2 separate regions of the Mus musculus genome follow, and region 1 is linked to region 2. The links are chromatin loops, found by intact Hi-C in ENCODE. Cell type or tissue: heart. All regions are shown on one strand. Links, peaks and the distances in the headings refer to the core of each region. The heading gives the core; the rest is flanking DNA.

Region 1 (12,469 bases), core at 2,997-10,996, 430 kb before region 2:
TGACCAGTCCTTCCTAGAGAGTCCTTTTTGCCCTGTTCACAAGTGCCTGATGGAATGTCCAGAGAAAACCCCATGTCTGCTGGCACATCCGTGGGCATCTGAAAAGTGTGCTTCTCATTGTCCCATCAGAAATGCCTGTCCTCTACTTAACACAGGTGACAAGGCTGGGACCACTTCTAGGAAGGTCCCCCTCTCAGGTCCCCACATTCCTTTGAGTCTTTCTTTGAGTGTTGAAAGAAAGGAGGTTTGACTTCAGAGTATCAATGGAGCAGTGTAAAAAGGTCAGGTGAGACTGTCTTCCTTCTCACTTCTCCATTTATTAAATGTATACTGGTCAGGTACTCCCACTTGCTAAGGCCTCTTACGATCCTGAGGATAAGGTTCTCATGAGATCTATGTAACACTGGAGGGAGCCAGACCATAACCAGCTAAAGCTGATCAGACCAAGAAGACTGGGACACGGAGACAGCGACTTCGTACACGTCCACATTTGCCTGGGTGGTTACACCTCAGAAAGGATGCCCAGAAGTGGCATTGTGAGTGGGTGATACTGAAGGGAAGTGGGGATGAGAAGGGGAGAGAGAGGGAGGAAACAGCCGGAAGTGTGCAGGAGCAGCTTTCTAGAGAGGGGGCTAGCATTCGAGAATATACTCCAGGATTCTGGGGCTATCCTCCACCTGCTTACCTCAAATATGAACTAAATTCTGTAGCAGTTAGGAGCCAGATGGAACCAATCCAAAGAACAGAAGAGAGTTGTTGCCTGCCTGAGATCGGAGGACAGGTGAAGGAGAAAGAGAAGCGAGTAGTTAGAAAATGGAGGGTATGCACTTCCTGGGAGAAAATAAACAATGTTGCAAGGACAAGGGGAGCACAGACTACTCTCAGGAGTCTTCTAAGCACCTGTCTAATAGCTGCATCTTCAGAGGAGAGGGCGCAGATCTAAAGAATCAAAACGGCCCCCCTACTTCCAGCTCAATCCTTTCTGCCTTGGGTAGCCTAAAGAATTCCATAGTATGGGAGGCTTCAGTGGTCAGTGCAGTAAAGACTGTGCCAGCTAGGGGGATGAGCTGGAGTCCACTTAAGTTGCCAGGACACAGAAACAGGAAAGATGACTTTTCTTTGAAGGCCCAAGATGCTAACACACACACACACACACACACACACACACACACACACACACCTCGGTCAAAAGATGGCCTGGGGTTAAAGGAGGCTCTGGCAGTCTTCCCTGGGAATGTGTAGCCCACGAAGGAAATTCTCACAGGTCAAGGCAAACACACAAGCATAGAGTGAAGCCCTTGGTGTTTATGTAACTGATCAAAGGTTTACAGCTAAACTGTGTATTGGCTTAAAAGCATGACTCATCCAAATGAAACAGGCTTTTAAACACACACACACACACACACACACACACACACACACACACACACACAGAGCTTAGGTTTTCCACTTATTGTTGTTGGGCTATGTGACCTTTAATGACTTTGAAGTCCAAAAATATGGACGCCTCCAACAGTGCATGCGTGTGTGTGTGTGTGTGTGTGTGTGTGTGTCTGTGTGTGTGTCTGTGTGTGTGTCTGTGTGTGTGTGTGTGAAGCCAAAGGAGAACAGGTTGCATCCTTTATATTGTTTAAAGGAAATGTCAGAATCAAGGCCCTGCTCCCTCTTTGCCCTCAGCCTCCTCAGTTTGAGGAGGATTGGGGGTAAGGGTAAGGGTTGATGCAGGGCCGGGAGGAGTGAATGCCAGAAAGGGCTCTGAAGAGAGGATTTTACTTTTCTGAATGCAACAGAAAGCAGGTCGACCAGGTATCCTTGAAGAACACTGATGATAATGGTCCTGAAAAGACTGAGAAAAAAAAAGGTCCTTGGTTAGGTCTGGTTCATAGCAGAATTGTGTAAGTTCAGCTTTTTAAGACTTTACTTTTAAGATGGGTTTTTAGATGTTTTAACCTTCCTCTTAGCCCATCACCCACCAGAGGTAGTGGAAAAGAAAGGTTTTTAGGATAGAGGGGAAGTGGACCTGTTTAAAAATTGTTTTTAGAGCAAATCTAATCTGTGCTGTCAGGAAGTCAGCAGCTTAGTTCACAGGAGTCAGCAGCGGCAGCTCGATCTAGTTTATTAGTGGTGTCAGAACAGTAAACACCAATCAGTCATGGCATGGCAGAAACAGCCAGGCGTCAGCAGAATTGGCACGAGTCAGTGGGAGAGACCAGGACCACCAGGGACACCAGGACAAGTTCTCAGCTGTGCCTCTCTCAGTGAGGAAGCAAGACCAATGACATGTCGCAAAGCTAGCTATGTAAGCCCCTGTCATTGTCTATTTATACTTTCTCCAAAACCATGCGCCTTCTACAGTTCTTACCTTAGCACGTGCCTTGCCTTAGCACGTGCCTTGCCTTACCACGTGCCTTGCCTTACCACGTGCCTTGCCTTAGCACAACTCCATGTGAGTCTGCATCAGCGGACATCACTTTGTCAGTTGGCCGGAGTCTCCAGAAGCAGCAAGAAGCCACCAGAACACCAACAGAAGCTTTTTGGTGTATTTCTCTCTATGGAGTCACCACAAATGGAGCTCAGCTATGCAAGGTAAGGGGAACCAATACCCACATGTGTCCTTTGACACACTTACTTTATCAAAACATTTTTTTTTTATCCATGTCTGCTTCAGGAAAACTTTCTTTTACATGTCTGTTTTAACAAAACACCTTTTTTTTTTTTTTTTAAACCTGTGTCTGCTTTAGTGAAATTTCTTTTTTCATGTGTCTGTTTTAACAAAACATCCTTTTACTTATATCTGCTTTAGAAAAACACTCCTCCATGTGTTTGCCCCAGCGAAACATCATTAGACACAACTGGCTTTCTAAGGAAAACCAAAGTTTCCACTTCAGAATTGCATCTGCGCTTAGGAGTTTTGGAAGTAAAGCTGATAGGTTAGCCCAACGCCTTGCTTTCTCCCCTTCGGGATGTGCTTGTCTGCTGTGACCCCAGGTTTACCTGACTTCCCCAGGCAGCTTCTGACCCCACAGGGATCTTGCCCTGGCTCTGCTCTGCCTTCTACAGTCATTTCCAGATTGAAGTCACAGTTGTTTATATACAAGAAAGGACTTCCCTCTACACTTTATCAGTACTAAGTGTGATGTTTTGGACTTGGGTACATTTCTCATAAGTTTGGGGTAAACTCAGGGTAGAAGGGAAATACCATCACGGAGCTATCTCACAAAGTCTTCAGAGCTGTCCGAGAGTGAGGAGCTGGCATAGCCAAGCACTCGCCAATCTGAAGAGATGATTCTTATGTGGTGTGGCAAAATCATTTATGATTAAGTTCTCTAACCGAATGTACAAAGACAGATACTTGAGTGCCAAAGTCATAGTTCTTGGTTGAGATGTTTACCTGAGGGGGGGGGGGAGTCTAGACAACACACACCAAGATAAGAGTCCTCACTCAGAAGAGTCAAATCTGTATTTCAGTCATGCTGGAAAACCAGCTAGTTTCAGAATGCCCCCAGTTCCCCGACAGACTGGAGTATAGACAGCAACCAAAATCAACCAACCAACTCTCTAACCAACCCACTGTCTAATCATCCAACCGAAACACCAAGATAAAGGTAGCATTTTAACTGACAGACAGTATTGTGACATACAAAGGGTCCTTCCAAAGATAAGGACTTCTGTGTGCAGTTCATGTGTACCATCTCCATGTGTGTGTGAACACCAATGCCTGTATGTGTGTTTGAGTAAGCATGTATGTATGTTGGTATGTATGTAGGCCCAAAAGGGCAAAAGCAGCAAGCTTTCTCCAGTGCTGACCCATCTCTCCACCCTCATTCAGTGCTGACCCATCTCTCCACCCTCGTTCAGTGCTGACCCATCTCTCCAGCCTCATTCAGCTTTTTATGTGTGTGCCAGGGCTCTGAGCTCAGGTCCTTCTGTGTCTGTGGCAAGCACTTTATGCATTGAACAACCCTTCTGCCCCCTGTTTGCTTTTTTTTTTTTTTTAGGGTCTCACTAGGTAACCTAAACCTGGCTTTGAATTTATAATCCCTCTTGCTACAACCTCCCGAGTCTTGAGATTAAAGATAGATACTTCCATGCCCAGATATCCCAAGTTTTAGATCGAAGTTTTGAGTTAACAAAGCACTACCAACACCCACAAGCTTATGGTATAATGGTATTTCCACTTCAGTGAAGAAACATCAGGAGCCTGAGGGAGGAAGTCAGTGAGCCAGTCCACAGGGCCAGATTCCGGGTGTCCCACGTGCAACCATGCATGGCTGCACAGCACACCATCATCTTCGTTTTTACTTACCTCTCCTAGTTCCCACTCTTGGTAAGCTGTCCACCTTCGTGGAACAGGAGGGAACATAAGAACACCCTTTGCACTATTGCACAACGTTTCTGCAAGTCTCAAGATAAAAAATATAAAATGAAGCCTGACATATTCTTTTAGTGTGGATGGTGGTTTTTGCAATTCTGAAGAGAATCGTAAAAGCAGCGTGTATAGCTAGGAGTAGAGCAGCATTTTATTAAAGGACCCTCCCTGGGCAGCGATTTAGTTGTTTCTCTTCTTTATTGGCTCTTAGGACAGCACCACACAGCATGGATTCTCGGACCATGCCTGGTCCCACTACCATCATCATCATCATCATCCTGAACATAGACTTTCTGACAAACATCAATAACTACAACCCTTCCAGATCCAACTCCATCAACGCTCCAATGACTCTTCTCTGCTCACACACACACCCCTGCTGTCGGCTGGCTCCCCAGCCCACCCCCTCTGCTCTTTCAGTTTTTTTTTTTTTTTTTTTTTCGAGACAGGGTTTCTCTGTGTAGCCCTGTCTGTTCTGGAACTCACTCTGTAGACCAGGCTGGCTTCGAACTCAGAAATCTACCTGCCTCTGCCTCTCAAGTGCTGGGATTAAAGGCGTGTGCCACCACTGCCCGGCTTCCCTCTGTTCTTTCAATGTCCACAGGCCACTCTCCATTTCCAGTTGGGTCAAGGTCAAAGAGCCGTGCTTCCAATGGCAGTAGATGTCCGGCAGGTATTGAGGTTCAAGCAGATACGCCTCAGGATTTAATATCTGTTCTCCAGCCAACAGCACGTGTGACATTCTCAGCGGCATGGACTCTGAACAGGTGGCTGTCCCATCTGTCTTTCAACAGATCAGAGGGAACGGTGGCAAAGGGCAAGGCTGGCTTGTAATGAGGGCACCTCTGGCAAGGAGATATCCACCCCTACTTTCTCTGTTGGATGGCAATATTGTTAAATCTCTGCTCCCAGTCTCTAGTCTCTCCTAAGCAGGGTACTGTGTTCCCCGCTGTCTCATTCTTTGAAGCACAGCTCGTGTGTTTGGAGTCTTGGTTCTTAGCTGGTGGAGACATTTTAGGAAGCTGTGGAACCTTTGAGAAGCAGGGCCTAGCCGGAGGACGTGGGCCACTGAGGGGAGTGGCCTGAGCTTTGAAGTCCAGCCCAGTTCTGGCTTCACCTCTCTTCCTCTCACTCTCTTTCCCTTTCCCCCTTCCCCTCCCTCTCTCTCTTCTCCCTCCCTCTCTCCTTCCTGAATGCTGGTGTGAAATAGCCACCTCACTCTCTTGCTTCTACAACCACAAGCCATGGTTATAAATATAAGCCATTCGTGAGAAGTCGTGATCCCATTTCCTCCTCCTCCTCCTCCTCCTCTTCCTCCTCCTCCTCCTCCTCCTCCTCCTCCTCCTCCTCCCTCCTCCACTCCTTATCTCCAGCCTCCTTGGTGTTGTAACTATTTCTTGAACACCACCAGCCTAGGCATTCTATGTATACTGGCTCCTGTCTAACTTCCATCCTAACCAGGAGGTCGGCACTATGTATCTACCGTATAAGTCTTTACTAGTGTGTGCCTTCCTGTCTCAAGCTGTAAGAATCTTTCTAGATGATTCTAAATTGTGTTAAGCTGACAATTAGAGCTATCACCAAGATCACAGGTGGCTTTTGTGCTCTCCATGTCTTGAGATAGCCCCAGGCCTAGGCACATCCTGACAGCTTCCTGCCCTCCCCTGGTCCTCTTGGTGCCACGTTCCTGGGTCTCAGCAAAGTAGAAGTAAGGAAAGGCAAACAAAAGGCAGATTTCTCAGCTTCACTGCGAAGCAGATTTCTTGCAGGTTAGTTCTTTGGTGTTGGGTAGCGGTTCTAGTCCTTTCTTGCTTCTCTGGACCAAGAGAGTCACCGAGAAAACAAGTATGCCACCACCAGAGGGCGCTGCGACCACACAATTTTTTTTTTTCTGCAAAAACTGACCTCTGCAAACATAGTTTAGATTTCTTTTGTTTCTGAGGAGAAATTAAGGGTTGCCCGTGGTGGTGGCAGTAGTGGGGGCTGGGCAGGCGGTGAGAGGGCAGGCGGTGAGACACGAATTAATACGGAGAAGCAGAGATGGGAAGTGTAGCAAACACTCTGCAGGTGCCTTGCTGTGTCATTATTTGAAATTTTCAACTCTGTTGGAACACTTGCTTTCAATATCGAGCAGAGGACGATGCTGAGGAGAAGGGCTGTGCTGCCGAACAGAACTGGGTGACAGCCCCAGATCTATGCTCAGTAAATCTGTGACTACCCATGGGGGCCAACGAGGCCTGGAACTTTCTGTGTAGACAAGGCTGGCTTCAAACTCGGAGAGATTGGCCTGTCTCTGCCTCCCCAGTGCTAGGATAGTAACACCGTGCTGCTAGACCCTGTGGCCGGCCCCTAGTTTTCTCAACAACGCCATGAGGCATTTGTGAGAATTAAAGGAATGAGGTTATAACATGTCCTGGTCCCAGAGAGCCACAAGAGTGCAGCGCTATGACAATGATATATTACTTAAACCTTAAAAACAATCCTGTGTACATGTGTGTGGTATGCATGCAAGTGTGTGTGTGTACATGTGTGGGTACAGGTGTATGAGGCGTGTGTAGGGCCCAGATTAACCCTGGGAGTTTTCCTCTATCACTTTACACCCTATTCGTAGAGGGTGGGTCTCTCAGTAAGATCTAGAGCTCACTGGTAGAGCATCTAGCCAGCCAGCTTACCCCACGCGGTGGTTAGCTTTAACTGCCAACCTGATGTAGCCCAGGGTCATCTGGGAAGGGAGTCTCAATTGAAGGAGTAGCCGAATCACATTGGCCTGTGGGGATGTCTGTGGGGGGTTGTCTTTGTTCTTAGTTGCTGTAGGGGAGCCCAGCCTACTGTGGCCTGTGGTCCCGGGTTGTCTAAGAAAGCTAGGTAAGTGTGAACCCATACGGGAGCCAGCAAGCATTGTTCCTTCATGGTTTCTGCTGCAAATTCTTGCTTGGGTTCCTGCCCTGGCTTTGCTCCGTGACTGACTGTGATCCAGAAGTGTAAGTCAAATAAACTCATTCCTCCCCTAAGCTGCGGGTCTCAGTGCTTCATCGTGATAGCAGAATAAGGACACCAGGACACTGTGCCAATCCCGTCTCTACCTTCTGAGCATGGGAGTTTCAGGTGGGCAGTCATGCCTACTCGGCATTCCCGTGGGTGCTGGGGTCCACACTCTGGCCCTCGTTCCTAACCAGCAAGTGTTCTAACCATTGAGCCATCTTTGCAGCACATTGACAGGTTTTGGCTTTATGTGGCTCAAGAAGGCCCCAGCTGTGGCTTATTGTGGCCTGCGGTCCAAAGCTGAAGAGCTGGTATGAGAAGGAGTACACGTATGTAGGGGAAGGAGTGCATTTTGGAGAGTGGGATGGAAGAGAGCAAGCTACGCCACGGAAGAGCCACTTGCTTCTTTAGATCAGTGTCCACCCTGGCAGGAGGGGCCCAGCAAGAATCCACCTGTGATGCTGCATTTGAGAACCCAAGAGCCGGGCTGCTATGCTGTCACAGGAACTTGGCTTTCCTGGTACTTGAGTTCTAGAAAATGGAAAAGGAGTGCTTGCTCTTTTTTTCTTCCTTCCTTCCTTCCTTCCTTCCTTCCTTCCTTCCTTCCTTCCTTCCTTCCTTCCTTCCTTCCTTTCCTGTCTTTATGTCTTTCTTTCTTCCTTTCTCTCAAGGACTGCAATGCTAAGAGGCATTCCACAAGCAATCATTCACAAAGTCCTATTTTCAGGGTTGGACTCTGTCAATGCATTTTAACCACAAAAGAGAAAGAATTCTAATTGGAGGGTAGGGTAGTTTCAGGAATGGCGGTTTCTGCGCTGTGTAGTGGCAGGTGCTGGTGAGAAGCTGATTAATCCCATTCAATAAATAAGAGGTTGCGTTGAGCAGCGGCACGCTGGGTACCAAACACTTAGGTATAATTCCTCTTATTTCATGCCCTCATACCCTTTGAGGTATGCGAGGGACGGAGTGTTAACTAAGATTCGGTTTTACTTTGTGTGTATGTGTGTGTATGCTTCTGTGTTCTGCCGTGTGTGTGTGTGTGTGTGTGTGTGTGTGTGTGTGTTATATGGGCACATGCATGTTTAGGTACGCTTGCCCGGTGTATGCGTGGAGACCAGAGGGGGCTATCGGGGGACATTAGCTCTTTTGCTCTCTCTCCTTTATTTCTTGGAGATACAGTCTCTCTCAGAGCCTAGAGCTAGGCTAGTCAGCAAGCTAATTTGCTCTTACTCTGTTCTGCTTTCAAAGCATTATGGTTTCAGGTATGAGTGTGGCTATGCATAGCTTTGTTCTGTGAGTGTTTGAGATTCTAATTGAGGTCCTCATATTACCCACTCAGCCGTCTCCTCAAGTCTGACTTTTGAGTCTAACCAATATCTAGTGAGTGCAAAGGAGTACCTCACTATGATTTAATTTTCTTTTTAGATTTATTGATTTTATGTGCATGAATGTTTTGCTGACGCATAAGTCTGTGCACCACGTGTGTACCCGGTGCCCGGGGAGGTTAGAGGAGGGCACTGGATTCCCTGGAGCTGGAGCTAAAGATGGTGTTCAGTCACCATAGAGGTGGTGGGAATTGAACTTGGGTCCTCTGCAAGAACAAGTGCTCTTAAGTGCTGAGCCATCTCTGGCTCTCACTGTGAGTTTAGTTGGGACATTCTTGATAACCAGTAGCATCAAACATCTGCCCACATGACTAATGACTAATGGTTATTTATTTGTAGATATTCTCTGGAGAAGTATCTCTTCAACCTTTTGCCTGTTTTCAAACTGTTTTTTTTTTTTTATGATCAAGTCAAAGAATTCTTTTTGTATTCTAGGAATGTCTTTTTTCTGGTACACAGTTTGTAAATTCTTTCATTTAGTAAATTTTCTCCTCACTTCCTCATCTGTATCCTTTGAAGCACAAATGCCTTCCGTTTTAACATGCCAAGCTTGTTTTCCATTTGTTGCTTATATTTTTGGTATCATAAGAATTTAACGACAAATCCAAGGTTGTGAGGGTTTACTAGTAGGTTTTCTTCTAAGATATTTATTATTATTATTATTATTATTATTATTATTATTATTGGATTCCTGGTCTCGAGTAAGCTATGCTTGCCTTGAACTTGCTATGACATCTGTCACAACCGTGGACTTCTGGTCCCATTTTCCTACCTCCCAGATGCTAGGATTACAGGAATGTATCACTGTGCCTAGTTAGTGCAGCTCAGTGACTCTAACCCAGGCTTTAGTCCTTGCTAAGAAAGCACTGTTAACTGGCTCACCCACAACGCTCCCAGGAACCTTACAGTCCTAACATTAGAGTTCTGATCTGTTTTGAGTTGAATTTTATCTGCGATGTGAGAGGGAGGATCTAGCTTCACTCCTTTGCTTACGGGCATACGTTTTCTTCTCTCCCCTGTTCCACAGCCTCTATACTCCTGTTGAAAGTAAGCTGACTGTAGGCACCTGGGTTTGTTTCCACGTTCTCATGTCACCTGTTCATCTGTAGTCTATCCTTACGCAATCCTTCACTGACTCGTTACTTCTGAAGTTTTAAAACTGGGATACATGAGTCCTCCAACTCCACCCACCACCACCTTTAGTGATGTCTTCGCTGTTTCAGGCCCCTGATGCTCCTATAGAAACCTGTAAAACTTAAAGCTTTCAGGGTTGGAGAGATGGTTCAGCTGTTAAGATCACTGGGCTCTTCCAGAGGACCCAGGTTCAATTCCCAGCACCCACATGATGGCTCCATCTGCTCTAACTCCAGAAGTTGTCTTTCCATGTGTTCTGTTCTTTGATTCCTTTAACAATTTCATCCATTCTCAGAATCTGTCTTCTCCTGCCTTTATTAGTTGATTTACATATTCGATTCATTTCAAATGGAATTGTTCTCCTAAGAGTGTGTTTGTCCATCCTAAATGCAGAGAAATACCAATGACTTATTTAAATGTTGATTTGGCATCCTGAAATGCTGAGCTCAATGGCTTGTTTTGATTCTTTTTCATAAGCCCCTGAGGGTTTTGAGGATCGGGACTATATGATCGGCAGGCAGAGATGGCTTTGGTCTTGTTCACTTCACTGCAAATGAACTCAATTGTTCTGTAGAAAAGACTCCAGTTCTTTCCTCTCCTGATTCTCCTGCTAGACAACATGTCGGAGGCATCTCTCTGGATGGGGTGGGCCAGGAAGAACTGTCCATTTTTCTCTGACACTTTTGCTTGGTTGCTGAGGACTAAGGGCATCCATCCGTAGACTCAAGGATCTTTAGCTTGCCAGCAGGGAGGGTCACTCAGGGATGTGTCAGTTCTCTTACAGGAGCCGTCCTCTCAAAGAGCAGCCTCCGTCCCACAGAAGGGGTTGCGTGGACCCTCATCTTTGGAGCACACTCACCCCTCAGCATCAGATGTGCTGGGCCAGCGTGAGGGACACTCATGTCCTGCCCTTCCTCTGGAAGGCAAACCTCACCTGGGGAGCTGTGAGGTCCCAAGAGAGCCCTGTTCCTTACTCTGTCATGTGGCACTGGGGTTCTGTCGCATGAACTGAGAGTGGGGGGGGAAGGGTGTGGTGTTGGTTCAAATACCACACTTGCCTACAGACCTCACCGAATTAGCCTGCCTGCTTGCCTGCCTTCCTTCCTTCCTTCCTTCCTTCCTTCCTTCCTTCCTTCCTTCCTTCCTTCCTTCCTTCCTTCCTCCCTCCCTCCCTTCCTTTCTTCCTTCCTTCCTTTTTCCCTTTCCTGCCCTCTCTCTTCCCTCTCTTCTTCCTTCCCTCCATCCCCTCCTTTCTTCACTGAAGGTCAAACCCAGGGCTGAACACACTAGGCAAGCCCTGTAGAGCTGAAGGAACACATGCTGTATCCAATCCATGACCACGATGAGTGACTCAAGTGTGGTGTCCTCTTTGGAAGCAGTTCTCACCATTTCCCCATCAGAAGCAGATTCTTATAATGCAAACTGAGTGTGGAGGCCTCAGTATTGTCATCTGCTACATGAAGACCGTGTGTGTCTGACTGTGAGTCCGAGGTGATAGAGTGGAATGGAAAGCCACCCGGAGCCTAATTGTAGACTCTTGGGTGGTAAAGGAACACCTTACCTACCCTGCTGTCCATGCTGTCCGTTCCCAGGGTTGCTGGCTGGAACAGTCTCTCTGCCACCACACCACTCTTGCTCATGGTCCATGAACACCCCAACGATAGGAACCTCACTGATCTTAAACTATTATCCCCGTGAGCAATATGACCAAATAAAATGCAAACATCTAGGGCTAGATGTCAACACAGAAGGTCAGAATTTTAAACAACATTGTGTGACCAGAAAGTCCCGGGAACAGCTGCAAAATGGCAACTTGATGTTTGGGACCAAGTGCTCACATGGTGTGTCTAAGTTTAGAATCAACACAGTGTCTATTAAAGAGGGCCTGGACCGGCAGGTCTGGGACGTGATGATCTTTCACTCCGAGGCCGCCTGCGGCTGATTTGGATCCAATAATTTTCTGATACTGAGTGAAGGAGAGCCTGGCCACAGCACATGCCTCCAGCTCAGAAATGTGCCAGGAATTAGGATTTAAATGCCAGCTCTGTGAGACAGCACTGGCATTGCGCCACCCCACCCCCACCCCTCTCTGACCTGCTGTAACTCTTCACCACGGGCTCTGTGCAGATATACTCTGACCTCTCCAGCTCCCTCCTGGGTATCTCAGCCAGCTCCTTGTTGGGGGACGCTGACCTTGTGAATCCTCACCTGGGCCCCATCAGAAGCATCTCCAAGCCAACGGGTCAGCAGCAGATCAGAGCGAAACAAGAAAGGGACTGATGTGTGTCTTCTCAGCTTGGGGCCTGCTCTGGCAAGTTCCAGACGCACCTTCTTGTCTTAGTCTTAGAGGCACAATCTGCCATCCTAGCCCCGGTGAGCCAAGGAGTGTTGTGACGGCTGGGTTTGCGGCGTCTCACTCAGCCCCTGCATGGAGGTTTAGCATTGAGGCCTCTGAATGAGCTGTTGGCTCTGCTCTCTTCCAAGTGTCAGTGAATTCTGTTTCCTGCTGGAATCCTCTCTAAAGTTTTACCCTGTTTATCATTAACTTTTAAATTAATTTATTTAAGAGACGGGCTCTAATTGTGATGCCCAGGCTGGC
Region 2 (12,469 bases), core at 2,372-10,371:
GCATCTGAGCCAGCTGCAAAGCTCAGGCACAGTTTGCTGCTTCCCTGGCTTGTCGTAGCATGGAGACCTTTCCACAGTGACCACAGCTTCACCAGCTGCCTCTCTGGACTCTGTGAGGTTGTGGCACAGTTCTCACCAATGAGAAACCACTTCCTGAGAGCTCCACTTCATCCTCTGCTATGTCTCGGTAAACACTGGCAACTTCATTTTGTGAAACAGCAAAAGTTAAATGTGAGACAGTGAAGGGTTTGGTGGAGTCTGTCTGTGAGAGAGCATGAGGGAAGTGGTGGATTCCTCCTTACGGCATCAGTGAACTGATTGGCCATGGGGTTGTGCAAGCAAAGAGGGGACAAGTTCCATCTCAGAGGGACCACTTTCCAGATGAAGCAGTGAGGACTTCCTGGTTGAGGAAGGGGTGTGAGAAGCACAGATTTGAGGGACAGAATTGGTAAGTGGATTTGAAAGGGCTACGGCTGCAAGTCTAGTTAGAGAGCTACTGAAATAACCCAGACAGCAGGCATCTTGAGAGGATCAGTTTAATAATGGCGATCGCATGTCTAGCTGCTTGTCCAGTCAGCTTGGCTGATCGAAATCTTTCAGAAGTGACCACAGAGCATTGGCCTTGAGGCAGAGATGTATTGGGTGAAGTAATCTACAGGGTCATTACTACAAGTATAGTGCACATAGGGCTTAGAACTAAACATTATACAAGATAGATTTAAGGCACTACATAATTAAAAAACAACTAGCAAAAATAGAGCAACACATGACAGTAAAATGTGTTGAGTGACATGAAAGCAGTATTATAGGGCTTCAGGGTGAGTCTAGGGATAAGAAAGCTAGAGACAAATTTTAGGTGTCAGATAGGGTCTGTGTCAGCGTGATGTGATGCGAGGGTGGGAGGGGGCAAGGAATCTTGTGAATGAGTCATAAGACTGAAGTGACAGGGAACCTGGCACTGTAAACAAGAGTCAAGAGCCGGAAGGCAAGAGCAGGAGCCGCCATCAACAGGAATGCCAGTCCAAAGTAAGTCCGAGGGAGTTTGGAATGCTGGGCCAAACCTTTCAGATGATTAAGTTTATTTTGTAGCTTGCAAGGATTACCTTATAGCCTTCTTCGCCATGTTCCCCTGTCTCTCCTTGCTCCCCCATTGGCCCCTAAAGAGATCACACACAAAGACAACCAGTTTCATGGCTGTAATTCCTTAGTGCAGATGCTGCAATTAGGGTGCTTCATTCTTTGGCCAGAAATATCTCTGCCAAGGTATAGTAGCTTCTTTAAGCCTGCTACATGTCACTGAAAAATGGTTGAGTCTCAAGGGATGTCAAAAGTGCTACACAATTAAAAACGTAATGGTTTATATAGTTGCCACATGATTTCAAAATTTTTAAATCCAGATATCAGAGCTAATACAACAAATTAAAACACAGATATAATCAGTATGAGATTTACTGTTAAAACAGAATTATACGCATATAATCTCATAATGAATCTATGGAAAAATATTGAAGAGATAATACTTAGTAAAACCTTGAATTTTATGAGCATAATACCATATTATAAATCTTATAATTTTTGTAATGTGAAATGAGTCGAACTGAAATTTATGCAAAAATTAATTATATTTATTTTACAGGCCTCTTCAACTAACCTAAAAAAGTAAGACATATTTTAAAAATATTTCTCATCTAAATAATTTGATATGGTAAGCTGTTCAAATTATAATCTTTAAAACTTACATAGAGTATTAGTTTCCACACAGGAGAACTTACTATAGACTATTGATAGATGAAACGAACTTTACTCCTAAATGCATGGTTAGTCGACATAACGCAAAGACAGAGACTCTGATCCCTGTTCTGGGGATCTGGTTTAAATCTCATCCCTATCTCATGTCTACTGGGAGATCCCATTGTAATTATATTTTTAGTCCCCAAATATTTATTTTTATATCAGTAGACAGAATCTGATTGACATTCCAGAACCTGGAAAATCAAATGCTATTATTTTCTACTTGGTATTTTTTTTTCTGTTTGTTGGATAATTTTTATATTTTTGCCAAGTATTTCCCTCAAAGTCAGTGAGTGATTCTCAGCCTTCCTAATGCTGCTACCCTTTAGCACAGTTCCTCACGTTGCCATGACTCCCAACCATAAAGTTACTTTTGCTGCTACTTTACAACTGTAAATTTTGCTGCTTAATGAATTGTAATGTAAATATCTGATATGCAGGATATCTGACATACGACCCCTGTGAAAGGGTCATTGACCCCCCAAAGAGGATAGACTAGAATATATTTCACAAGGACACTTAAACACTCATACAGAGAGATTGCCTTGAAACATTCCAGAATTTTCCATATTCTTTCCTACAGTAAAATATCAATGACAACAGTAGCTACAGATCCAGATCAAAACACTGGGACTGTATATTATGATGTCATGCCTCTGGCATCCTTATTTTGAATGATACTACATGAAAAAATGGAAAATACAACCAATATGCTTATTTCTGTGAACTAAGCGTTATCCACCCACTTAAATGTATATATATGTGTCTTTCACATCTCCCTTTAGCCTTAAACATCGTACAATTGGCCCTGTCTCAAAACCAGTGATGACAGTTTGTCTTTAAAATGTTGGATTTGAAGGCTCACAGGCCCATGGTCTTGAAAAGCTGTAATGACTAACCAGTAAAAGCTGGCAAACTATTTGTCAACTGTCAGTAAATTCTAATAAACACGTATGGATTAGGTTTTTATAAAAATACTTCAGATATGTGCACAGGGGAAAAATTCCTGAACAGAACAGCAATGGCTTGTGCTGTAAGATCAAGAATTGACAAATGGGACCTCATAAAATTGCAAAGCTTCTGTAAGGCAAAGGACATCGTCAATAAGACAAAAAGGCCACCAACAGATTGGGAAAGGATCTTTACCAATCCTAAATCAGATAGGGAACTAATATCCAATATATATAAAGAACTCAAGAAGATGGACTCTAGAAAATCAAATAAGCCTATTAAAAAATGGGGTACAGAGCTAAACAAAGAATTCTCAACTGAGGAATACCGAATGGCTGAGAAGCACCTGAAAAAATGTTCAACATCCTTAATCATCAGGGAAATGCAAATCAAACAACCCTGACATTCCACCTCACACCAGTCAGAATGGCTAAGATAAAAAATTCAGGTGACAGCAGATGCTGGCAAGGATGTGGAGAAAGAGGAACACTCCTCCATTGTTGGTGGGATTGCAAGCTTGTACAACCACTCTGGAAATCAGTCTGGTGGTTCCTCAGAAAATTGGACATAGTACTACTGGAAGATCCAGCAATTCCTTTCCTGGGCATATACCCAGAAGATATTCCGACTGGTAATAAGGACACATGCTCCACTATGTTCATAGCAGCCTTATTTATAATAGCCAGAAGCTGGAAAGAACCCAGATGCCCCTCAACAGAGGAATGGATACAGAAAATGAGGTACATGTACATAATGGACTACTACTAAGCAATTAAAAACAATGAATTCATGAAATTCTTAGGCAAATGGATGCAACTGGAGGATATCATCCTGAGTGAGGTAACCCAATCACAAAAGAACTCACATGATATGCACTCACTGATAAGTGGATATTAGCCCAGAAACTTAGAATACCCAAGATACAATTTGCAAACCACATGAAACTCAACAAGAAGGAAGACCAAAATGTGGATACTTCGTTCCTTCTTAGTTTGGGGAACAAAGTACCCATGGAAGGAGTTACAGAGACAAAGTTTGGAGCTAAGACGGAAGGAAAGACCATCCAAAGACTGCCCCACCAGGGGATCCATCCCATATACAACCACCAAACCCAGACACTATTGCATATGCCAGAAAGATTTGGCTGACAGGACCCTGCCATAGCTCTCTCATGTGAGTCTATGCCAATGCCTGGAAAATACAGAAGTGGATGCCCACAGTCATCTATTGGATGGATTACAGGGCCCATAATGAAAGAGCTAGAGAAAGTACTCAAGGCACTAAAGGGGTCTGCAACCCTATAGGAGGAACAACAATATGAACTAACCAGTAGCCCCCAGAGGTGTGTCTCCAGTTGCATATGTAGCAGAGGATGGCCTAGTGGGTCATCAATGGGAGGAGAGGCCCTTGGTTTTGGGAAGATCATAGGCTCCAGTACAGGGGACTGCCAGGGCCAGGAAGCGGGAGTGGGTGGGTTGGGGAGCAGGGCAAGGGGAAGGTATAGGGGGCTTTGGGAATAGCATTTGAAATGTAAATGAAAACAATATCTAATAAAAATATATAAAAATAAAAATACTTCAGGAACAAATCTCATCTTTATAATTAAAGAAATATTTGCCCTAAAAAACTAAATTATTGGTGTATTAGTTTTGGACTAGTATTTTAGGACTATGTTTTGTATTCCATATTGAAAGTTCGATTCAGAGTTAATTTTCCTAGATATACATCTTGGTGGAGGAGTGTGACTCCTGCACTTTTTCATATCTGAGATTTTTATATTATGTACATGGTATAGAGATAAATACTGATTTACTGTAAGGTCCAGTGATAAGACTAACCAAACAGAACTCTGAACAGACATGACCGGCAGACATCAAAAGCTCCTGACTGATTTCATCTTAGGAACCAAAATAATTTTAGAAAAGACATACTGGTTCACCTGGAGGCCCAGGAGGTCCCAGAACTGTGCTATCTTCTCCTGGGTAGCCCTAAAACAAATATAGAAATTTATTAACACAACTTAGTTCAGAAAGTACATTTAAAATACTCTTGTTACTTTCTAATGTGTTTTTTGGCTGTATTTAAGTGAAAACTTTGTAGCTACGAATTATGTGTATCATATTTTATATAGGCTTCTATTATGTATAGAATCTTTTATTGGACATGCTAACCTGTTTTGATTACACAAAATTAATCATAAATTTTCTCGACATGTATACTTTCAATTAGATTACAAACCGAGCCATGCTGTAGTTATTACTAATTCGTTAGGAAATTAAACTCTAAGTTAATATTTGTGTGCTTATGGCAATGTTGTCCAGCACATCATATCCCCTTTCAATAAATAATTTTGCTCTTATGAAACTGTGTATCACAAAGTACCTTTACATATACTGTTTCACCTTAATCTCCAATTAATCCATGGAAAATATTTAATATATTTAATATTTTTGAGTTTTAGTTCCTTGGTATTTATATCCTCCTAGAATCTGCAAATTTTCTAACTTGAAAAGTGGCCCTTCTATCTCTTAACAGTATTTTCATGCATTCATTTAGAAAGAAATCATAGGTTTCATACATAACTTTGGAAGTAAAAGGCCGACACACACACACACACACACACACACACACACACACACACACACACGCACACCCACCTTTTCTCCTTTAGGTCCTGGCAATCCAGAGGGTCCTGGTTGACCTTGATGACCCTATAAGAATAGCAACAAGTAAAGAGCAAGTCCCCAGACCAAGCAGATGTGCTAGCTGTTGCTACCGTCCCCGTGCTGTTACTCATTGCAGTTTTCTGAGAAGAAATACAAGACACACTTTACAGAAGGTTGAGAACCAAAATATCATAATACTTTATCAAGGAAAAGAAACATTTTTAAATAACAGTGTTTATTTTACTTTATTTTCTCAAGTTTATTAGAACTTTATCTTTTTGGTGGTGGATATATATGAAGCTCTACAATTTCTATTATAATTAATTATACAGACATTTATTGAGACTTTGTTGTCTAATTTCATTGCATATTTTTTCATTCTCATGTTATTTATAATAAAATTTTAATAAATGAACAGTGAATCTTAGTTTGCATATTTGGGATATAATATGAGCTAAAAATGCCTTCCTGTCTGTGAATAATTATTTATTTAAAATCAGAAATGTTTACTCTGTATCCTGGGATTCCTGGTTCGCCTTCAGGTCCCATCAATCCTAATGGACCCTAAAAAATCAAAATAAATATTAGAGAAAATAGACAATTGTGTGAATCATTAAACATCTACGCCTATTATTCAAACCTTTACCTTTAGATTTTCATGGTTTGAAATTCTACCCAGTAAATCAGGAAAACAGAAAAATGACACCCCCAATTTTTGTCCGTGTTTCTCCAAGACCAAAAAGTCCCACAAACCATGTTACTAGTTCATTTCTGGTATATCCATACTCAATAATAATAATAATAAAACCACATTCACTTATTAGAATACTGCTGGCCCCTAAATAGCTCTTAGAAATGCAGGTTTTGACTGTCAAAGTTTGTGCTCACTGAATATCAGAAAGTGGAACCTGATAGTATTTGATACTGTGACTCCAGGATTCAGAACAGCTCTGTTCTCAGAGGTGATTCCAGATGCTTTCTGGAGTATGATTTTAAATTCAGGTCAAAGTTGATGGAATAGAAATACTGGAAATGCATGTATCATGATCACAATAAGATTATTGTTATCAGTATTTTACAGATGACCAAGCTATACAAATTAAAGACTGATTAGCAAACACTCTTACTGTATCAAAGATATCACCCAGACAGCTGAAAATTGGCTAATGTAATGATGATAACAATGCCTTATTTTTTATATTATCAAAGAGTTTGCACAGTGGTTTCTTCTGTTTGCGTCTCAAGACAAAGGAAGTAAGGAAATAAAGGCATAGAATAGGTATGTGATTTGCCATGTATTATACTAAGCAGGTGTGAGAATCTGTGTATTGAGTTACATTTGATCAAGTTGCTTCAATATATCTCACACAGAATGCATATTTTGCTATATTTCTTAAAAAGTTCATGTTACAACTATTAACCATAAATTAGAAAATTTGAAAAATTTGGACAGAAACATGTTTCAGCTTAAGAAAGAACCATGTAAAGCCAACTTAAATGAGAATTCAGACATGATATATTACAGGGCCTTTTATACATAATTTCTGGACCAAAATTTTGTGACTTGAGCCAAAAGTTATGTCTGAACATATGCAAAGGAGAAAAATTTTTTTGATGTGCAAATTTCAAACTCTAAAACACAGAGATTGAAAGAGCAGGGTGGGGCCAGCTTGACTAATTTGGGAAAGGAGCTGGAAGCTCTTCCTGTTTCCTTGCTTGTTCTGGGTACTGAACGGCCGCAGCATTTCCTCAGAGGTTAAATGAGGCAGCCTTGTGTGTCCAGAAAGGCATGCAGAACTTAAGACTGCTGCTAGCACCAAGACGGATACCTGGGAGCTGCCACTAGGAGACAATGTGTGAGGGGTAATGAAAATAGGGACCACAAATCTTAATGTATCTGTTAGACACGGGGTGACAAAAAGTTGAGCTTGGAGAGAGGAGAGGACGTAACAGCTTCCTTTAGAAATCGGTGGGAAAATAAGAAGAGAGTGCCAAGGATTTCAGAATATAATATAATAGGGATATGTGGAATCTTGTGCTCATACACCTATAGAAAACACATGACTACAAATGTTCAGTGCAAAATGGTCTCAAACAAAAATTTTAACAAAGTTTTTCAAAACAGGAATCACAGATTCTTGGAATAGGATGAGACACAAGAAAAGAGCAAAAGACAAAAAAGGGAATCTACTTAAATTTTACATTCTTTAGCATAACTTTTCCTGAGAAGAAAACAAAATCAGTAATTACAAGTGAATGCTGGGGAAATACCAACATAAAAAATAAAGAGAAATATAGCCAGTGCCAGTCAGAGAAAGGTAGATTAAAATGTATTTACTAAATAAAGAAAAAAGGGGCCTCCCTGTGGCCATCAGATGTTTGTAGAAGGTTCTAACTTTTCTCTGGGACTTCAGCTATTTTATTATTTTTGGGTTAAGTTTTTGAAGGGCTCCAAGGCTTTGGAGTTGCCCAGGAAGCTTGGTCTTTAATACTTTGTGTGTGTTTCTTGCTGTGGTTTGCACATCTTTTGGGATAGATGTGTCACTCAGTTACATTTTTTTTTCCAGTCTGTCTTTTGTGTGTTTCTTTAACCTTATGTGAGCTTTCTTACATGATAACAACTTATGCTTAGAGGGAGACGTTGCAAGATTTTGATCACATTGTGAACCCCGAGACTGTGAACGGGAATTGTGGTGTGGCTCAGCCATTAACACACAACTTTAACCCAGAGAGCTTTCTGTAAACAAGAGCTAAATAAAGTCAAGAAGCAGAGCAAGGCACCAGTTGGCAGGGTGTGAACCTAAGAAAACCCAGGAAAGAGGAAGGAGGGTCTTTGGGTTGAGGGTGTTTAAGACTGTGTGAAGAAGAGTGACTGGGACATCAGTGGAGCAGGAAGGTCAGCGGGTGCTTTCTCCACCTCTCTGAGCTAGCAGGCTGCCAAGTCTTCATTTGGTAAATCAAACGTTTGGGATTTTGTTTTAAAAACAAAAGGAAGCAGCAAGCAACTTTCATAGATACAATGATCTGATAATAAGCTGTCATTAAGATGTAGTTAAAAAAAGAAAATCACATGAGCATCCCAGCTTCACTCTGGAAAATCACGTGAGCATCCCAGCTTCACTCCCGAAAGGCAAAGAACCAGAAGAGATGGGACTCTGTTCGTGTAAATGTGGCATGGTGACTTTTTAAAGCAAGTGTGTTAACAAGAAGCCAGAGGAGGAGAAATGGGCACGAGAACAGAGTAAATCGAGGAAAAGCACGAGAGAGAAACAACAGGGCGGGGGAACTCGGTATCCACACGCAGAAGAACGGAAGTAAATTAATTCTATATCTTTCCGCTGTTCACAAATAAACTCAAAATGGATAATAGACTGGAATGTGTCATAACGGAAACTTTGACCCAAGCAAATGTAGCAGAATTTAGTAAAACTTTAGAGCTCCTAGTTGAAACTACCAAAGAAAGAAAGAAGTTTCTCTGAAAGACGAAAGTGTATTTTGAAAATAATACTTGACCCTGAGATCTCTGGAGTGTTCAGGGACAGGTCACGTGACTCCCATTGCAGCTCTCTGAGTTCCAGTCAGTGGAATAGGTCAGATGAGTGAACTGGAAAGACAGTATCTCTCTTCATCTGGAGTTTATTAATTGAATGTATGCTCAAAATATGGAAATAAATAGATTTCTTACACAGCACTAATAGGCTGAAAAGGGGATTATATTAATCTGAATAAAATTTATTGAAAACCAGAATACACCTCATACAAAAGAAGTTAGAGAAAATATGGAATAGTCCTAATCAGAGCTATGTGAGCAGTGAGTAAGCTGAAAGATGTCTTGTATTTCTTTGTAGAAAGGTCAGATACTAATGGAAACTGAAGGGCTGATTCTACAGTTCACACATAAGGTACGCGTAAGAGCCAGGCTTTTCTGAGAAGGGAGCACGCGGTGTCTACTCTAACAGATCCCAGAGGACGAGCCGGCATGATAGACAGAACAGAGCTGAGGACCGGAGACAGACTGGCTGGAGAAACCACTGAATATAATGCAGCCTTATACGAAAGTGGAAGAAAATACATTGCGTGTTCAAAAACAGAATTAAGAAAACATTCAGTGGAGGGAAGACAAACACTCTTTCCCATAACTATGAAAAAAAAAAAACCTCTATATGGTTTAAAGAATTAAAAACAATGTTATAAATGTATTAGAATGAGAATATGGAAGGAAATTTTGCATACTTTATGTGGGAATAGAATTTCAAGGGAATAAATAAAATCTAGAAAATGTAAAGGAAAATATTGAAAACTTTGACTATTAAAATTGGAATGTTCTGCTTAGCAAAAGACACAAAATTAATAGATAATTGACAGAAAAGGAGTTGTTTGTAATTTATTCTGTAACATGTTTGACAAATTATATCAACACTTCATGCTTATGAGTAACGATTGCAAATCAGGAAGAAAAAATAGCCACCAGATGGAAACATGTAGTATGTACGTGTGTACATGTGTCTATCCCTATCCACACATGTATATTTATTGACAGGAAACTTTCAGGAGAAATATATATTAAATAGTTATAACAAGGAAATTTTAAATATGATGGTAAAAATTACATATATATATATTATCATTTATCAGATTATCAAACACTAAATGAATTAATATGAAATGTGAACAGTGGAATTGTAGCTTCACAAAATGGACCACACAGGCTGTGTGATTTGTGCATCTTTAGACACATATAACAATAGTAATCAAGGAAAAGGAACCCATAAATTTGAGAGGGAGGGGTCATGAGAGAGGCTCAAGGGAGGGGACACAGGAAGGAAAGAGATGAGAGGAGAGAAAGGGTCATAATTATATTTTAATTAAAAATATATATTTAAAAATGTTTAAAGGTGAATACATTTACAGAAAAAGTTCCAAAGTAGAAGCTTACATTAAGGGCAATATTTAGGGCTGCATTAATTCTGATGTTTATTAATATTAACCACATTATTTAATGTTTTTAAAACACAGGCAAAACCAGAGAAATATTAACAGAAACTGACTTAAGACCGGGCAGTGGTGGCACACGCTTTTAATCCCAGCACTTGGGAGGCAGAGGCAGGCAGATTTCTGAGTTCGAGGCCAGTCTGGTCTACAGAGTGAGTTCCAGGACAGCCAGGGCTATACAGAGATCGAAAAAAAAAGAAAGAAAGAAAGAAAGAAAGAAAGAAAGAAAGAAAGAAAGAAAGAAAGAAAGAGAAGAGAAGAGAAGAGAAGAGAAGAGAAGAGAAAAGAAAAGAAAAGAAAAGAAAAGAAAAGAAAAGAAAAGAAAAGAAAAGAAAAGAAAAGAAAAGAAAAGAAAATGACCTAAGGCCTGAATGTTCAGGTGTCAGTAAATAAGGGCAAATTTTCTTGAGAAAGCAAAAGGACCCGGGCTCTCGAAGGCCTTGGTGACAGGCCTGGCATTGGCTATGTAAAAGGAGAAGAGATTAATGCACCCACATGTTATAAATACATTCATGAATAGAAGATTCTCTTTCAAATGTCTTCCTTTCACGCTATGATTTTCTGAATGGTTCATCACAAACCAGCAATAAGAGTTTGCTGTCACAGGCTCAGAAGCATCACACTTCAGCTCTCCATGTCAGGCAAAGTTCACACAAAAGATGAGCTATTAATAGATGCTGGGGTGATTTGCCCCAACTGTTTAGGAAGATAATCTCCCATTCAAGCAGGACAGGTCCAAGAGGTGGATGGAAACACATCTCAAGTTCACTTAATTTTCAAAGCAATTTGCCAACATGACAACAGCTTCAGACAGATATTAAATCCTGATTTGAGGTACTCAGTGTATAAACTTTCCTACTGAACTTTGGAGTTAAAATCAGATTTTTAAAAAACTTCATTTCATATTTTATTTCCATTTTCAATTTTCTCTTTCCTTCTTCGCGTCTAAAACCCACTAAGCTGTTTAAGACTGTGGAATGCTTGCAATTCCCGCCATCCCACAGAGAAGGATTATGTTCAGTGGAACCTTTGTGTCCTCTGTAAAGTCAATCAAGATGACTCTCTGAGAGCATGCACGGTTCTTTTCCATCCCCAGTGAGTCAGTGCTGAAAAGAAATCAAATACTGACCACAGCACCTCGAGTTCCCCTGGCACCCTTAGGGCCATTTTCCCCAACGCTTCCAGGGGGTCCTCTGCTTCCAGCTTCTCCCGTGGGTCCTACTTGTCCTTTATCACCCTGTGGATGACATTAATGTGACTGAAATTAAATTTATTAACTCATTTAACTATACCATATGCTCGGATGACTCAGAGGACATGTGGCAAGCAGAATTCTCTGGATTACTCTTATCGCTACAGCCCGTCTTGTTTTGTGAGGCGGGGCCTCACTGGGTATCTCTGATTGGTCTAGAGCTTATTATGTAGACCAGGTTGGCCTTGGCTTGTGGGTGAGCCTCCTGTTTCTGCTGCCTGACTGCTGGGATTACAGGTGTATGCTATCACACACGGTTTAAATTTGTGTAAATTATTAATTTTGCTTCAAGTTACCAATACCACAGATTATCATTAACAACAATAAGTTACCATTGCATGTTATTTAGACCTAATAAAGAGTTTCAAAAGAGATGAAAAGGGCATTTAAAAAACAAAAACAAACAATCAGTAACTATAGCGTGCCCAGGAGGAATCCTATGTAACCAGCTTTCAAACATACTTTGCTACATACATGTCTCGCTTTTGATGTGTGCATTGTAACAGTGAGAAAACAGGCCTCCAGAGGTGCTCGTTTCTACTTCGGCCTCCCAGAGGTCTGCTGCAAGCAGGGAAGAAGTGAGCGTGCAGATCTGGACTTTGCAAACTTTGCTTACCAGTTCAGAGCAAGAACCCACACTATTTCTTGTATGACTTCCCATGTTTTAGAAACCTGCATGGCTTCTCTCTGGCACCACAACACAGGTGTTCATAAGCACCTTCCTCTTCTCACAACAAGAACCTGCCAGCTTTACCACTGATGCTCAAGGTGGGGAAAACACAGCAAACCTGGAATCAGGCAGTCAGAATCCTTGAGG

Evidence for each region. Hi-C counts contacts between places; a loop is a spot of excess contacts. Peaks named below come from ENCODE experiments on the same cell type or tissue, not always from the same donor. Only the 100,000 strongest peaks of a DNase experiment are listed, where the experiment ranks them.
Region 1: a loop joins it to region 2, with 3 times the contacts of the local background. A loop is called at or near these places in 3 of 42 quality-filtered maps.

The regions. Positions count from the first base shown.
Region 1 is chr3:145,899,437-145,911,905 of GRCm38, reverse strand. No RefSeq gene overlaps it. Among named protein-coding and RNA genes, the nearest start is that of Gm35187, 15 kb to the right of the region's middle. In heart, for the core only: a CTCF peak has its summit at 6,219 (motif pointing right); no DNase peak of the experiment used is centred there; H3K4me3 peaks cover 225 bases; H3K27ac peaks cover 1,115 bases.
Region 2 is chr3:145,473,334-145,485,802 of GRCm38, reverse strand. Col24a1 (collagen, type XXIV, alpha 1) reads right to left here. Exons shown (of 60, transcript NM_027770.3): 39 at 11,530-11,637; 40 at 5,919-5,972; 41 at 5,400-5,453; 42 at 4,674-4,730; 43 at 1,104-1,157. Among named protein-coding and RNA genes, the nearest start is that of Gm35133, 88 kb to the right of the region's middle. In heart, for the core only: a CTCF peak has its summit at 7,273; DNase peaks (open chromatin) are centred at 7,152 and 8,582.